Regions from separate parts of the Homo sapiens genome. Here region 1 is linked to region 2. The links are chromatin loops, found by intact Hi-C in ENCODE. Cell type or tissue: GM12878. All regions are shown on one strand. Links, peaks and the distances in the headings refer to the core of each region. The heading gives the core; the rest is flanking DNA.

Region 1 (2,926 bases), core at 157-2,656, 1.9 Mb after region 2:
TTCAGACAAGGAAACAAAAAAGTGATTTAATACAAGGTTCTGAAAAGTGTTACCTCAAATTGAGTAAGGCAATAAGTGGGCACAGAGAAGTATCATGTAGAGCTGAAATTCTTATGTTGGGTTGCACGGCTTCTTTATGCTGTTAATAAACAAGCAGATGAAAATTACGTGACAAATTTTAATTTCAACCTATTTAAAAACGGATATTGTGAGATCCTTTATTTTAAATGTTCTATTTATGTAAGTGATTTTATGACAAGTGTGATAAATGCACAAGTCTTTGAAAAGCTCTATATAAGCATGAGAGATTTTTATATTGAAAGGAAAAATATTTAACTTGAACCACACTATCGATACGGTTTAACCTTGTGAAAATTGCACAGCTGTCTATAAGTCATTAAATTTCTATCTATAAGTCATTAAAATAATCACTGAAGTATAATTATTCTATTTTTTTGGCTTGATCTTCAGAAAATCAGAACATATTGTGGAGATTTACATATTTTAGAAAAGTCATTATGGTAAGTTTCTCATATTTACCACTGATGGTATTCCAAAAGGACTCCTCTTCAGAGGTTTTCTTCACCTATGTTTTAAGTTCTGAATAATTATTTTTCCATTGTAACCATATTCTATTAACATTTTCTTATGATACAATAAAAAGAAAAACATTCAATAGCTCTAACCCAAAAGGATAGCATGGGTCCATACTGACAGGCTACAAATGAGCATTTCTTTTAGTATTTTAGTTTGTTTTACATACAGCTATGTGCTAAATGATTACAGAAGTAGAAAAAGTATCTAAAGCACAGTGTGTTGTTATTGTTCATTAATTTTAATATTTTATAGTTCCAAAGTAATATATGCTATTTTAAAAGATTTTTTTTTTTTTTTTTGAAATAGAGTCTTGCTCTCTCGCTGGGCTGAAGTGCAGTGGTGCGATCTTGGCTCACTGCAACCTCTGCCTTCCAGGTTCTAGCAAATTCTCCCACCTCAGCCTCCCAAGTAGCTGGGATTACAGGTGCATGCCACCACACCTAGCTAATTTTTGTATTTTTGGTAGAGATGGGGTTTCATCATATTACCCAGGCAGGTCTTGAACTCTTGACCTCAAGTGATCTGCCCACCTCTGCCTCTCAAAGTGCTAGGGTCACATGCATGAGCCACTGTGAAATTATGTACTTTATAGAAAAAAAACAAATAAATTCATAATCTCCCCTCATCAACTATTCAAACTTCCGCATATTAACCTCGTAAACATTCTTGAAATTGATCTTCCATTCATTTTTTTCATTTTCACGTAAAAATACCTAAAGCATTTTAGGATCCGTTAAAAACTGCTTGCTGACAAAGGATATACCAGACATTCTAGAGTAACCGGAACTAGTATTTGTTCATTTGTGTTAAGCCACTGTTTTAAGTAATTTAGTAATCATAGCTTATTTAATCTTTAAAAAAAAGCTAGATATCATTATTTTCTTTTTAGAAAAGTGAACAAGTTTAAGCTATTTGCCAAGGTTAAGCAGTTTGTCTCTGTGGTAGAACTAAGACTTGAATCTATGTCTATCAACCTTTAAAACTGTGGCTTTTTACAAGAAATCAGAGGGAAGAATGTATATGTTTACTACTCTCAGTTGGAAGGCTGCTTTTCAAAAGGAGCTTAAAGAGGAAAAAGACTTACTCCTGATCATTGACTTTTGACATGCATAACAATTTTCTAAACTAAATGGAATTGTTCAAATTGATAATAAATTCAGAAAGTTTGGTCATAGTGGCCTCTTCTGGTGAAAACGAGAATATCAGAAATACTTGTGAAGAATCATAAATAAATGTTCAATATGAAATTTAAATAAATCATACCAAATATATTTTTACTTATTTAGAAATTATGTTTCCTTATAAATACTAAGTCAAAACATGGTAATATTAATGGTAGCTTCTTCTGGGTTTTTTTTTCTTAATGTCATCAAAATGTATTATTTTATGAGGAAAGAGTACTTCACTGGACAAACTCAAAAATAAATCTTAATGCTGTGATCTTAGGTGAAGACTTAAATTCTTCTATGAAAAATTGAATAGAAAAGATTGAGATAACAATAGCAAGAGATATAAAAACACTAATATTTTCATGGCCATATTATGGTTTACAAAGAAATGTCCCATATGTTATTATAATAATCTTCATAATAACACAGTGAAATTCACAAAGCAGTCTTACAGATCCCAAGTTATAAAAAAGGATAATAAGGCTTAAATATTTTCCATGTTTTGACTAATATACCTCCTAATGGTGAATCACGTTGTATACCCAGATCTTCTCATTCAAAATTGAATGACTTTTTGCTACAGAACATTATTTGCAAGGTTGTGATGAATCCCATCAAGTCCCTGCATATGAAAACCTTTGTTAACTCAAGTTACTATACCTGTTGTCATTATGGACCTTACAATGTCAGGATAGAAGGACTGAAAGACTACCCAGTCCAGTCATTTTCAAAATGTATTTATCTGTTGATCTGTCACATTCTTTCCACAAATACTTTGAAGTAGAAAGTAGGCAAACTTATATTCCTTTAGGTATATACCCAGTAATGGGATTGCTGGGTCAAATGGTATTTCTGGTTCTAGATCCTTGAGGAATTGCCACACATCTACCACAATTGTTGAACTAATTTACATTCCCACCAACAGTGTAAAAGAATTCCTATTTTCCCACAGCCTCGCCAGCATCTATCGTTTCCTGACATTTTGATAATCACCATAGTGACTGGCATGAGATGATATCTCATTGTGGTTTTGAACTGCATTTCTCTAATGATCAGTGATGTTGAGCTATTTTTCATAAGTTTGTTGGTTGCATGAATGTCTTCTTTTGAGAAGTGTCTGTTCATACCCTTTGCCCAATTTTTGATGGTATTGTTTGTTT
Region 2 (2,926 bases), core at 302-2,801:
TTTGATCTTCCCAGATTACAAACACTTCAACCAGGTCACTTTTCTCACATGGCATTCAGTTCAAAACACATGAAGGAGGCAGATAAATAGGTCATCGGCATTTGACAGATCTTGTTTATTTCTCTGTTGGCCAGGCTATTTGGTTACTTATTCCCTGAGGAGTCCACAGAGAGCAAGGCAGGGGCACCAGAGAGAGTTGGGTTGTTGGCCCAAGTCTCCCGCAGCCACCGAGCGGGACAGCTGGGCACAGGAGGCACTGAGCAGCATGTGGTTCTCTGCTCTGGTTTTATGGTTCCATGTCTGGGTTCTTCAACAATTTACTTTTGGAGTCTTCAGTTAGTTCGTTCATCCATTTGTTTATTCAACAAACATTTACTGAGCACTCACTAGAGTTACTCCATTTAATAGGTTGCGCACAGTGATGGTTAATATTAGATGTCAACTTGATTGGATTGAAAGATGTCTAGATGGCTGGTAAAGTATTTCTGGGTGTGTCTGTGAAGATGTTGCCAGAGGAGATGGACATTTGAGTCTGTGAACTGGAGAGGAATACCCACCTTCAATGTGGGTGGGCACCATCCAATCTGCTGCCAGTGCGCCTGGAACAGAGCATAAACACCTACTGTTCAGAGTTACTTCTTTTTTTTTGAGACGGAGTCTCACTCTGTCGCCCAGGCTGGAGTGCGGTGGTGCGACCGGCTCACTGCAAGCTCCGCTTCCCGGGTTCACACCATTCTCCTGCCTCAGCCTCCCAATTAGCTGGGACTACAGGCGCCCGCCACTGCGCCTGGCTAATTTTTTGTATTTTTAGTAGAGACAGCGTTTCACCGTGTTAGCCAGGATGGTCTCGATCTCCTGACCTTGTGATCCGCCTGCCTCGGCCTCCCAAAGTGCTGGGATTACAGGCTTGAGCCACCGCGCCCGGCCTAGAGTTACTTTTAGGATTAGATGAAATACGTAGACACAAATTGCGCACAGTGCCTGCCAGAATAGCAGGTGTTCAGTTCAGTGTATACAGCTGACTGTGACACAGCCTATCATACTGAGTCACAGCTGACTGTGACACAGCCTATCATACTGAGTCACAGCTGACTGTGACACAGCCTATCATACTGAGTCACAGCTGACTGTGACACAGCCTATCATACTGAGTTACAGCTGACTGTGACACAGCCTATCAGCCTGTCATACTGGAAGAAGGTGGGATAAGCCGACTTGCTGAGTCTTCCAGCCTCCATCTTTCTCCCGTGCTGGATGCTTCCTGCCCTTGGACATCACAATCCAGGTTCTTCCGCCTTTGGACTCTTGGACTTATATCAGTGGTTTGCCAGGGGCTCTCGGGCCTTGGGTCACAGACTGAAGGCTGCACTGTCGACTTTCCTGTTTTTGAGGTTTCTGGACTCAGACTGAGCCATTACTGGCTTCCTTCTTCCCCAGCTTGCAGATGGCGTATGGTAGGACTTCACCTCGTGATCGTGTGAGCCAGTTCTCCCTAATAAACTCCCTTTCATATGTACATTTATCCTATTAGTTCTGTTTCTCTGTAGAACTCTGACTAATACACATCCCTTGCCCTCTTAGAGCTGGTGGTCTAGATGGAAAAGAAAAATACAGATAATTATAAAATGTGAAAACACAAAATGAGAAATGCCCCCGTTTCTCTGAGTGTCCAGAAGGGAGCGCCTCGCCCAACCTAATGGGGTAGCCTATGGAGGGCGCTCGATGCCGCCCCCTGCAGGTGGTAACCGGCACTTCTCCTGGGTCTCCTCTTTCCATTGCCCTCTGCCTTGCTGGGCACGCCTCCCCCCACCCTCAGGCCCTGCTGTGTCTAACATCCCATCAGGTGTGACAGGGGGATGGGGGGGACAGGCATGCTTCTCCCCTGAACTTCGATTTTCTCAGCTGTAAAAAGGCAATGTTGAGCTCCAGTGTTGACTTTTGCTCCCCGATTCCTTTGAAACCATGATTTTGATCATTATTCTGCTCCTGTGAAAACAGTTGTGTGGTTTTTGTACTAACGTGAAAGTTTTCCTCAAAGTGTCTCGTTTCAGTTCTAGTGAGAAGCTGGTTCTGGGGATAGTGATACTGCCAATGTGGCTTTAAGATTCTCCTCCACCCCCTATTGTTTTCTTTTCATGCATTTCAGTGAAAGGCCAATGACAGGTACTCCTTCAAAGTGGTGGGAGTCACATGGGAGCAGCTTTTCCTGAAGTGCTGGGCCAGGTCCACTTTGTCACCTGGGGGTGTCTTCTGAACACACAAGGCTGTTATCAACACTCTTGGAAAATACTTTATATGTATTTTTCATTTGGCTTTACCAATTTCTGGTTTTTATTTTCAACATGTTTCTTTCTTTTTTTTTTTTTTGCAAAGCTTATTTCACAAATTTAAAAAAGTCTGGATGTAGCATGTAGAGATCCTGTGACATTCAGAAGATGCTAATACTGACTGAATTTAACCATCTTCTGCAGATGGAATTGCTTGTATTATCATTAAAAGGCTTGGCCACCACTAGAAAATGGGTTGCAAAATATTGTGGTTGGCCCTTACACGCTAGGACACCCTGGAGAGGCCAAGACACTGTATGTAGAAGGTCTTGGTTTGTTCTCTTATTTTTTCATTTTTTTTTTTCATTCATCAAAGCTTCTTGCCACAAATTGCCTTTCACTGGGATGGGTCTTTGCCATTGGTTCAAACTGTGCCTTTGCTGTCTCTCTTCTTTTAGCCTAGCTTTTATCATGGGCTTACCCATGTGACTGCCTATTCTTTGGTTCCCTGACAGAACATTCTCACCTTGTTTATTTTCCTCAGAATGGCCAATGTGCTCTAATAATAACTATTTGTGTGGATTTTGTTGGAACCCCTTCTTCTCAGACTTTCTGGCTTTGAGATTCTGTGTATTTGATTAATTACCTACCAATTCCAG

Evidence for each region. Hi-C counts contacts between places; a loop is a spot of excess contacts. Peaks named below come from ENCODE experiments on the same cell type or tissue, not always from the same donor. Only the 100,000 strongest peaks of a DNase experiment are listed, where the experiment ranks them.
Region 1: a loop joins it to region 2, with 9 times the contacts of the local background. A loop is called at or near these places in 1 of 110 quality-filtered maps.

The regions. Positions count from the first base shown.
Region 1 is chr2:13,045,603-13,048,528 of GRCh38, reverse strand. All of the region lies in intron 1 of LOC105373436 (a long non-coding RNA gene), which reads right to left. Among named protein-coding and RNA genes, the nearest start is that of MIR3125, 310 kb to the right of the region's middle. In GM12878, for the core only: no CTCF peak of the experiment used is centred there; a DNase peak (open chromatin) is centred at 1,665.
Region 2 is chr2:14,902,769-14,905,694 of GRCh38, reverse strand. It overlaps a transcript of NBAS not described here. Among named protein-coding and RNA genes, the nearest start is that of LRATD1, 270 kb to the right of the region's middle. RefSeq lists a silencer at 1,647-1,696. In GM12878, for the core only: a CTCF peak has its summit at 1,706 (motif pointing left); a DNase peak (open chromatin) is centred at 1,694.